Linked DNA regions of Mus musculus: region 1 is linked to region 2. A link is a contact called in ENCODE Hi-C or POLR2A ChIA-PET data. All regions are on one chromosome and are shown on one strand. Each heading gives the region's core, a stretch centred on a gene start or an enhancer-like site at or near the end of the contact. The rest is flanking DNA. Distances are from core to core; before and after follow the strand shown.

Evidence for each region. Hi-C counts contacts between places; a loop is a spot of excess contacts on that map. ChIA-PET counts read pairs that join two places held with the same protein, here RNA polymerase II (POLR2A).
Region 1: a loop to region 2 is called in a map of adrenal gland, with 2.2 times the contacts of the local background. The contact joins the promoter of Dcaf7 here to the promoter of Map3k3 in region 2. A Hi-C loop is called at or near these places in 4 of 37 maps with a recorded cell type or tissue (adrenal gland, gastrocnemius, heart and 1 more). POLR2A ChIA-PET finds 5 or more read pairs at or near these places in 4 of 5 experiments (Patski and embryonic stem cell).

Annotation. Positions count from the first base shown.
Region 1 is chr11:106,033,683-106,038,658 of GRCm38, forward strand. Dcaf7 (DDB1 and CUL4 associated factor 7) reads left to right here and starts at 3,190. Exons shown (of 7, transcript NM_027946.3): 1 at 3,190-3,579. The coding sequence starts at 3,442. Kcnh6 (potassium voltage-gated channel, subfamily H (eag-related), member 6) reads left to right here. Exons shown (of 13, transcript NM_001037712.2): 13 at 101-1,912. The coding sequence ends at 382.
Region 2 is chr11:106,082,475-106,087,472 of GRCm38, forward strand. It overlaps Map3k3 (mitogen-activated protein kinase kinase kinase 3), which reads left to right and starts at 2,113. Exons shown (of 16, transcript NM_011947.4): 1 at 2,113-2,459. The coding sequence starts at 2,456.

The DNA of each region.
Region 1 (4,976 bases), core at 1,940-4,439, 48 kb before region 2:
CACACACACACACCACAATGAGAAAATATCCAGCCCGACCTGGAGATAGGGGTGGGACTCCATACACAATATACCCTCTTTCCTTTTGCCTTTCTCCCAGACCCTAAGCTATGGTGATTTGGACAAACATATCCGGATGCCCAGGAATTTCTCCCCCAGGATACCTCACGTGGCCGCGGCAATGGACAAATCTCTGGTGCCGTCCTCAGAACAAGAGCAGCCCAAGGGGCTCCTGTCACCTCTGGCCTCACCTCTGTGTCCCCTGGAAGTACAGGGACTGGGTGGTCCCCACTTTTCCTCCCTCCCTGAACACCTCAGCTCCGTTCCCAAGCAGCTGGAATTCCAGAGACACGGTTCAGATCCTGGATTCACAAGGAGTTAGGCCCTTTAGACCCCGGGATAAAAGCTACCATGAGGGAATTTAAATACAGCGAGGTGAGAGTTAAGCCCCCTTCCATGGAGGGCCAGACAGCTCTCCCATAAAACTCTGAAAACCATTTTCTCTGAAAAACTGCAGACTGCTGAACCAGGTGACCAGGATGGCCTGAGCAGAGAGGCCTGGGACTTGGCCCAGCCTCCCTGGGAGTCCCTATAGTCAGCAAGCCAGGCAGAGGGCTGCTCAGGGGTAGCTCACAGGATGTAAGAGTCAGTGGAGAAGAGAGATGCTTCGGGTCTTCGGGAGAGTCTTGCTTGGGGCCGCACATGATCAGAACCACCCTCTGCCTCCAAAGCTCAGACCCAAGGCCAGGGTTGACCAGATCTTTACCAAAAGCCTCTAATATGGCTGGAATTAGAGGTTTCCTCTGTGGTGGACATAAAAGAAAGAGCTGCAGCCCTCAGCCCCTCAGCCCCCGAGAGTCCCATAACGATATCTGGGACATGCAGTACCACATAACTAATAAAGCCTTGAACATTTCATGTTGGGCTAGGTGTGTAACCCACCCGAACATCCTCAGGTCCGTGCCTATGCTGGGACCTTCTCCAAACCCTTCCCGCACCCAACCTGTTGGAGACCTGAAGGTGTCTCAGCTAGGAGCAGGGGCTCCACAGCCTGAAGCTGTCTCCAGCTGAAGGGAAACAGACTCAGCCTCCTAAGTGTCCACAGAGAATCATGGCCAGAGACGGTGTTTGTCCAGCCCTCCACCATCCTCTCCTGCACATGGTTGTCCTTCTAACCCGTAGAATAGCCTTAGGAAGTTGGTTTTACTATCCTCATATGAAAGGTCTTGGGTCAGTAGCAGAGAGACTATGGCACTTACCAGAGTGTGAGCAGGCCTTCTGGGCACGTCAGTATTTGCTTTCTGCTCTGGTGATGTGTTCCGGTTAGAAAAACATGTGTGCTCCCATATGTAAATGACATTTCAATAAAAAGTTAAACTCAACACACTAGAAAAAGGAGAACACGGTTTCAACCCACACTGCCTCGCTTGAGAGACCTGTTAAAACATCGTTGCTTGTCAGATAATTCTAATCTGTCCTCCTCAGCCCATTTTTCCTTCCTTTTGCAATTTCTATTTGATGCCCCAGAGTCTGTTAGTGAGTTTATGAGCACACATTCGCAAGTGTTTATACAAGCTAAAACGTTAAAGTTAACTTTTCTGTTGGGCGTGGTGGCGCATGCCTTTAATCCCAGCACTCAGGAGGCAGAGACAGGCGGATTTCTGAGTTCAAGGCCAGCCTGGTCTACAAAGTGAGTTCCAGGACAGCCAGGGCTATACAGAGAAACCCTGTCTCGAAAAAACAAAACAAAACAAAAAAGACCTGTTCCGTAAAATAGATAGATAGACCTCCGCTAAGATTGTACTACAAGACCATTATTAACCCACTGAAAAATCAGAAATGATGTAACCAATAGAAAACTATGGACCAAATTTCCTGATATGCACAGAAATAAAACGTTTCAATAAAATACACACCTAGGTATCCAGTTAATTTTCTTTTAACTTTTATTATTTTGAAACAGATTCTCAACTAGCCCAGGCTGCCTCTAATTGGCTCTGTAGCCCAGGATAAGAGTGACTTTCTGGTTCTCCTGACTCTACCTCCCAAGAGCTGGATTAGAGGTGTGTAACACCATGCCTAGGCTCTATGTAAAAATAAAAGTGCCCAGTAGACTTGTTCATACAGGTGGCCATTACTAAAAGATGGTTGATAAGTGTATACTATTGTCCCTCAAGGCTTCCAAGTGTTTGTATCCATTAAAAATTGTATTTTACAGACTGGAGAGGTAGGATAGCCCTATGGGCACTGGATGCTCTTGCAGCAGACCTGGGTTGGATTCCCATCTGTAACTAACTCCAGTTCCAGGGGATTGAATGCCTCTTCTGACCTCCGTGGGCAACTGTTCACATGTAGTACACTTACTTATACTCGGGCACATACAAATACACGTAAAATTAACGTGTTTTAAAGTACTGCCTAACAATTCAATACAACCCCTTTCAATATCGTTGAAAGAATTTACATTTATATTGGTGTACCTAGATCCAGGTTTTTCTGCATTTCAAACTCATGGCATATAAGCATTTAAAGTTGGATTACCATTTGGCTTCTGAACATCCCAGAGGAAGAAGGTAAGTGACTAATAGCCAGGTCATTTGCAAATCGATCCCAGAATTCAGGAGTCTCTTTAGTGTCTGTAGGAAAGCGCAGGAAAGCCTTAATCAATCTAGCCTGTCCCTGGACGTTTCTATCATGCCTGAAAGAGAACAGTTAAAAGGTGGGCATTGGAGCTGGAGAGAGTTCCCGTTTGGCAAAGACTGAGGGACCGCCGGACATAGGGAGATGTAATAAACGCAGGTGGTCCTCCATGAAGGTAGGTTTGACAGTTACTGTCAGTGGAGAGAGGTGATCAGAACAGCAGCAGCAGAGGAGAAATAGCAGGCTTTACTCTTGGCCTAGAATTTGGATCAGTAGAGGGGCACACTTGCCCCCATGCCACCCACGCCCCCATTCACCCGCACTGCGCCGTTATCCCCTTGACTGACATCTTGGGTAGCCAATGATCTTTGGGACTTCAAAAGAGCCCGCCTCCAGGAGCTGGGCGGGGCTAATGAGCAGAATGACAAACATTTTCACCAATAGTAAGGAGGGCGCGGGCGCTACAACTGTGTCGACCAATGAAAAGAAGGAACAGTTTGGAAAGGACGTACCCGGCAGCCAACGCTCGTCGCCGCTGCGGGGTCGCGTGGCTTCCGTTCCGAGAGGGCGGGCCGGCATCCCAAACGGAAGGTGGTAGCGCTGCCCGAGCTGGTTTGAAACTGGTGGTCGGGCCCGGCCGAGTGTGAGTGTGTGTAGCCGAGGACCCGCTGGAGGGCTAGGCCGTTCTTGACCGCCCCGGCCCCGCCTCCCCTCGGACCCGCGGACCCAAGCCCGGGTCCCCGCCTGTCTTGTGCCCCAGCCCGCTGCCTCTCTGGCCGGCTCTGCGGCCCAGCCGCCACCATGTCCCTGCACGGCAAACGGAAGGAGATCTACAAATATGAAGCGCCCTGGACTGTGTACGCCATGAACTGGAGCGTGCGGCCGGACAAGCGCTTTCGCCTGGCGCTGGGCAGCTTCGTGGAAGAGTACAACAACAAGGTGAGTTGTGCCGGGGCTCAGCGTGTAGCCGGCGGGGAACGCTCGAGGTGGGCGGCAGCCCCGGTCCCCACAACTCTCCTGCAAACTCGCCTTGACCACAACAAGGGGGTGGGTCCTCTGTGGTCCTGTCGCTGAGGTTGTCACACTCGTTGCCTCTTATTTAGTTTTGACAGCCGGGGGAAACCGAGGCACGGTGTTGTGACATGCCTGAGGCAGATAAGATTTTCGATGGTAGTAGCAGGTTTCAGATCGGAGTCACACCCCCAAAGCTATGTCCTCCGTCCCTCTCATTTCCCCCACTCCTGTCGCAGTGCTTCTGTTGCTAGGTGGGGGGCGGGAGAGAGGCAGTGGAGGAAGATGCGGCGCTTGGATTGGTGGTCGTGCATTCCTGGCCACGCGAGATTTCTGTTAGGGCTATTTATTGCAAGATCTTCCCCATCTCAGGTGTTTCTCATGGATACAGAGCCCTAATGCTAGGTTGTCATTGGTCATTGGTTTTGCTCCTTGATGTTCACCCTCCCCCAAACAGCCTATCCTTGGAAACCTTAGTCTGTGGCATTATCCCGCCATTATTTCTGAATAGAGAAAGATGACGTTTGACCTGTTCTTTTCGTGGTTCTTTACACATTCATTTGCAGCATTGCTGGACATCATCACTTCATCAAAACACTGGCAGAAGGAGAGAATTTTTATATGCAGGGTATAGGTTTGAAAGTATTGAGAAGAATTTTCTTTCCCTAATCTCTTACCTTCATTCTTTTGTTGTAATTTGAGTTAAAAAAAAAAAAATGAATGACAGTAATCAGAGATACTGAAAGCTTTGGCCAGTGGTATTTATAGCCAGTACTCTGCCTTACTCTTATGAACATCAGACTGGAGACAAATGACAAGATGGTGGGAGCAGTGGAAGAAGTAGGTGGTCTAGGATTTAGCTATAAGGCATTGAACAAACCAGATTTTATTATTTTTGACCCACAGTGATCTAGGAGAGGGCTTCTGTTTTATATGTGAAGGGTCAGGTGAAAACATTTGAGCATTTTAGGTTTGTTTATGGTATTTCGGGAGCACATGTGTTTCTCTGGGAAAGGGTCACCATTTTTTGGCATCTTCTTTGAGAAAAGGGTGAAAAGGATGGCCTTTGATTGTCTAGACGTCACACATACACCAGCAGTTTACAGTCCCAGGGAGTGTGTACCGAGCCGCCCTTTCCTAGTGAAGAGCCCTATTTCTTGTCTCCTCTCTAGTGGCTTTTTTTACCCCCACAGTGGCAGTAAAACTGGAGCTGGGCTTCAGGGTCCTGGTGTGCATAGTGTCTTATGAGGTTATTATTTTTTGAGACAGTCTCATGTGGCCCACCTGCCTCCACCTCCCAAATGCAGGGATCACCAACATATGCC
Region 2 (4,998 bases), core at 863-3,362:
GGAAATGTTTGACTTCAGTGGCTGAGGGACAAACAGTGGGAATCGAATTCACAAGAAAGGCATCTGAAGGAAAGGCAGAAAGAGGAAGCTTACTAGCTCAGTCATTGGAGAGGCTAAGTGAGATTACATGGCTGGGATCTAGTAAATAGCTGGTGTTTTTCCCTATTGTTTCTTCACCAGAAAAAAAAAAAAAGATTATTCTATTTCAGGCACTTCAGTAAATTAGGGACTTCTTTGTTTTGTTTGTTTGTTTGAGACAGGGTTTCTCTGTGTAACCCTGGCTGTTCTGGAACTCACTCTGTAGACCAGGCTGGCCTCAAACTCTGAAATCTGCCTGCCTCTGCCTCTACCTTCCAAGTGCTGGGATTAAAGGCGTTCACCATCATTACCCGGCATAAATTAGGGACTTAATCAAGTGAGAATATGAGACTTGAGAGTTTGAAGAAAAACGAGTTAGATACAGTGGCACAGGCCTTTAATTTTAATCCCAGTACTCAGGGGGTAGAGGCAGATAGATCTGTGAGTTTCAGACCAGACTACAAAGAAGTTCCAGGACTACAGAGAAACCCTGTCTCGGAAAACAAAAAAACAAAAAAACAAAAAAAAAAGTTCCAGGACAGTCTAGGTTAGAGACTCTGTCTCAAACAACAAACACCTCGTACACACACACACACACACACACACACACACACACACACGAGAGAGAGAGAGAGAGAGAGAGAGAGAGAGAGAGAGAGAGAGAGAGGACAATAAAGTTAATAGTATGGGTTGAGAGTGGGGATGAAGAAAAAGAATTGCGTAAGACACTCCTTAAGAGATCTGATACTCCAAAGCCACCTCCTAAGGTAAGTGTTTCTAAATGACAACTGAAAATGGCATCAGATTTTTCTGGAATCTGAAATATGTCATTGGAACTGTCTCCAGAGAAAGGGAAGCCACACTAACTGTGGTAGAGTTGGAATCTTAAGACTGGGTGTATGAATTATTGAAACAATGGAGGTTGAAAAAGTTAATCACAATGCTCTTTTGAAAGATCACACAGCCAGTACAATTGTTTTGAGACAATATTTAGTGGCACAGGAAGCACAAAAGTGTAAGCACACCAGAAAACAATATGAAGTTATTTTTTGTCTAACGTTGCATATCTAGGTAGGAAATAGATAAAACTATCTTCAGGGTAGGGCTTTTCTTTCTGTTTTCCTGCACTTTTAAGTTTTCTTTTAAAAACGTGTCTCGCTTTTATAATTCTAAGAGCAAAACTTGTCCAAAAGCAACTCTAGCAGAACTCAGAATGTGGGGACCCACATTCCAGCACTAGCCTAGCCTTTGAAGACGGAGTATCAGGTGTGGCCTCGGAGGTCTGAGACCCAGGGGGATGAGAGAAGTAACAAGACCATCCCCCTGCCTGTAAGCCGAGGCTACTCAGGGTATCGCGCAGCTCAAGTAGCCTGAAAGCATCGAGCCAAACCTTCCCTGCCCAATCCGCGCCAGACACTTTGCCCCAGCAGGGGCCGGACACCTCAGCACCTCGAGGTCGCCAACAACCGACAACCATAGGGCCGAAGGTTTTCTTTTTCTGAGGGCCTCTACAGAAGACGACTTTGCAAGGCGCCAGGCCGGGGTAGCCGCCGAGGGGAACGGCGCCAGCCCGCGCGCCCGCCGAGGGTTCCGCAACTGAGCAGAGGGTTGTGGGCGGAGCCTCAAGCCGGAGCAGTGATTGGAGCAGCCCACACCTTGGCCAGAGAGGCTGAGAGCGCCAGCTAGCGACACTCCGCGGCGGGTACTCAGCGCTCTCTCCGTGATTGGCTAGGCGCGAGAGGACGGGCGCTGTCTCAGTGATTGGCAGGCTCTAGCCAGCCCTCGGAAATCGCCTTGACTTCGCCCATTGGCATCCTGTGAGAGTAGGCGGGATTGGTCCGTCGTGATTAGCTGGCGGATGAGAGTGAGGGCGTTGGGAGAGAGCGGGGAGGAGGAGGCGGGAGTATCTGACTTCCTCCTGGTTATTGGCTGGTAATGAGAGTGGGGGTAGTGCCAAGGCCCAGCGGCTGCATGCGATTGGCAGATGCTGGCATGAGTGACAGGCTGCAAGGCTTGCTGCGCGCCCAGCGGTTTGTTTTTCGGAGCGTTCCTGAGGTGGAGAACAGTGGCCGGTCGGAGCGTCTTCTGGACTTCAGGACTCGCAGGCGGCCCGGTCGAGTGGCGCCGCCGAGGCCGGGTTGGGCCGAGCCTGGGAGCGCCGGGGATGTAGCGGGCCAACCTGCTCATGCCACAGCGCCCGGCCGCGGCCGGAGCCGGAGCCTGGGGAGGCGGCGGGGGCCCCGAGCGCAGCCCACGGCCCCCGCGCGGAGCCAGGCCCGCTGCCGTCCCCGCCGCCCGCTCCCCCGGCATGCAGCCCCGGCTGCGGAGGTGACACTTCTGGGCTGTAGTCGCCACCGCCGCCTCCGCCATCGCCACCATGGGTGAGTACCGCCACCGCCCCGGCCTGTGCCCGCGCTGCTTCGCGACGCCCCGCCCCAGGCTGAGGGGAGGAGGACCCTGGGCCGCCGCCTGACAAGGCATGGACAGTTCGCCGGGCCCGGGGCTGAGGATCGCGGACCGCTCGCCTCTCCGCGGTGCCTCGATCGGGGCGCCGTTCTGGCTACCTCCGGGGGTGCCCTACCGGCCAAACCCACTCGGCAACTCTCTTTCCGGGCATGCGGCCGGCGTATCCCGGGGAGGGGTCTGCGGGACCGAGGCCCGTCGGGCGGCCCACTGCGGTCCCCAGCGAGCTGGCGCGCGAGCTTGAGGGTGGGGGAGCCGGAGCTCAGTGTGGGGCCGGGGCTGGAGCCTGGTGCAGGCCCAGCTGCTGTTGTGTCTTTTCCTTGATTTGCTTTTTTTTTTTTTTTTTTTTCCTGCCTGTGTCATTTCCTTCCCTTTGCTCACACAGGCTGGCCTGTGAGTTCCCGGGGCTTTGCTCTGGAGCTCTGTGCGCTCTCCTGCGCGGGGGAGGGGGACGCGGGGGGAGGGTATGCGGGGCATCCACTGCGACGCTATTCGACGCGGATCCCTGTTAGCAATAGCAGGCTTGAGAAATGCGAGCTGCGCTCCTCGCAGATTACTGGAAGTTAAGAATCCTTGAGCGCTGAGGGTTATAACTCAAACCCTACTTTTGGAAAAACCCGGCTTTTATATTTATCCTGCGCTACCCCTGCAACTATGTAACTTTTTGAAAGAGGCATTCGGTACATAAAAGGATCACTATGAAATCATTTCCTTTTTGTCAGTATTTGTAATTCTCCTGTGAAGATGTAATCTAAGAAAAGTTTTTTTAATGCCTTCTACAAAATATTTGAGCTGTTTTATATATATTTTGCATAATTTTGGTTCTTTATCAAAAAGTCTTGGACTTAGCTAAGGAATGTGTGACATTTTAAATATATTTTGCTTCCCCAGTTGGGGCAGGTATTGTGATGCTCATTTTCCTGGTCTCAATCAGGTTTTGCAAAAATATTTAGTATTATTCTAAGTCAGAAAGGGGTGAAATTTAGTGAAAGTCTCCTTTGCAGAAGTATTCATTGCTTGTGTGAGTGCTCCATAAGATGAAATGCTAATGTTTGTTTTGCCCTAAAGCAAGGTCAAGTCATTTTTGTAGGAGGTTTTGTGGGTGCAGTAGCAAATTGGCCAGATACTCGATTGTGGTGGAACTCCTTACTCTGGCTTTAAGTTAATTGCTTTGTTCTTTATCAGACTGCCCCTCATACAGTATGGGAAGGATTTGTTCATTTGCTGGGTTTTCTATTCCCTTTCCATGCTATATTTCAGATTTTTTTTTCTATAGAACTCTCATCTGAGAGACACCAAAGGAAACTAGTAAGGATTTACATTTCAACATTTATTTATTCACATGTCTAATACAATATATTCCAATAAATGTTTATGGAATGCTTATTATATGGGGCACATATTTCCTTATATATTATTGGGGAACAGAATTCTTTTTATCCTTCCCTGTTTCCCCACATTTACCTACTGCTACAGACTTTAAGCTAGATCTTTGAATTATGGACCTGTATTGTAATAGTCTTATACGCTTTCCTTCTTGCCCGGTGTGTGAGCCTTAAGTCGCAAACGGGAGTATGAGACCCTTGAGGATATACAGACCTCACATGGAACACTTTGGTTGTAAAACCAGTGTGTGAGTATCCAATAATGACGGCAACGTCTCATTATCTAGTATGAAAATAGAGGAGAGCCTGTTTTCAAATTTGAAGATGTTTTCAGCTAGTGTATGAACATGTTTTCGGAAAGGCCTTGCTGGGAGGAAAGAAACTCCGTGGGTAAAGTCCCAAAGGAAAAAGAACAGGGAGCATGGTGTCTTTTTATTTGAGCCCATGTCACTTTTTAAATGTATTTGTGTTTCCAGTGCTGGGCATCAAACCTAAGTCTTGTGAAGGCTAGGCAGGCATCTGTCACTGAGCTCCGTCCCTAGCATTCTCTTAAATACCTTTGCTTTCCTCTCTCTGTCTTTCTCTCACATTTAAAAAATTATTTATTTTTATTTCATCTGCATTGGTGTTTTGCTTGCATGTATACCTGTGTGAGGGTGTGAGCTACAGACAGTTTTGAGCTGCTATGTGTGTGCTGGGAATTGAACCCAAGTTGTCTGGAAGATCACCCTGTATGTCTTCTTAACTTCTAAGCCATCTCTCTAGCTCTTTCTTTCTTCCTTTTTTGTTTTTGTTGTTTGTTGTTGTTCTGAGATAGTCTTCTTGTGTAGTCCTAGCTACCCTGGAACTTGCTGTGTAGACCAGGCTGTTCTTAAATTTATTGTAATTCCTGTTTCCTCAGAACCTAATAAACAAACAAACTCAAACATTTAATAAAGAAGAATCTAATTTCTTAATATTTTCATTACATTTAAACTCCAGGCCAGTGACTAGAGGCTAAAATTAATTTGCATATCTGCTCTGCAGATACTTTAATCCATAGTCATATTTTCCTGAGTGGTTCTATGCTCCA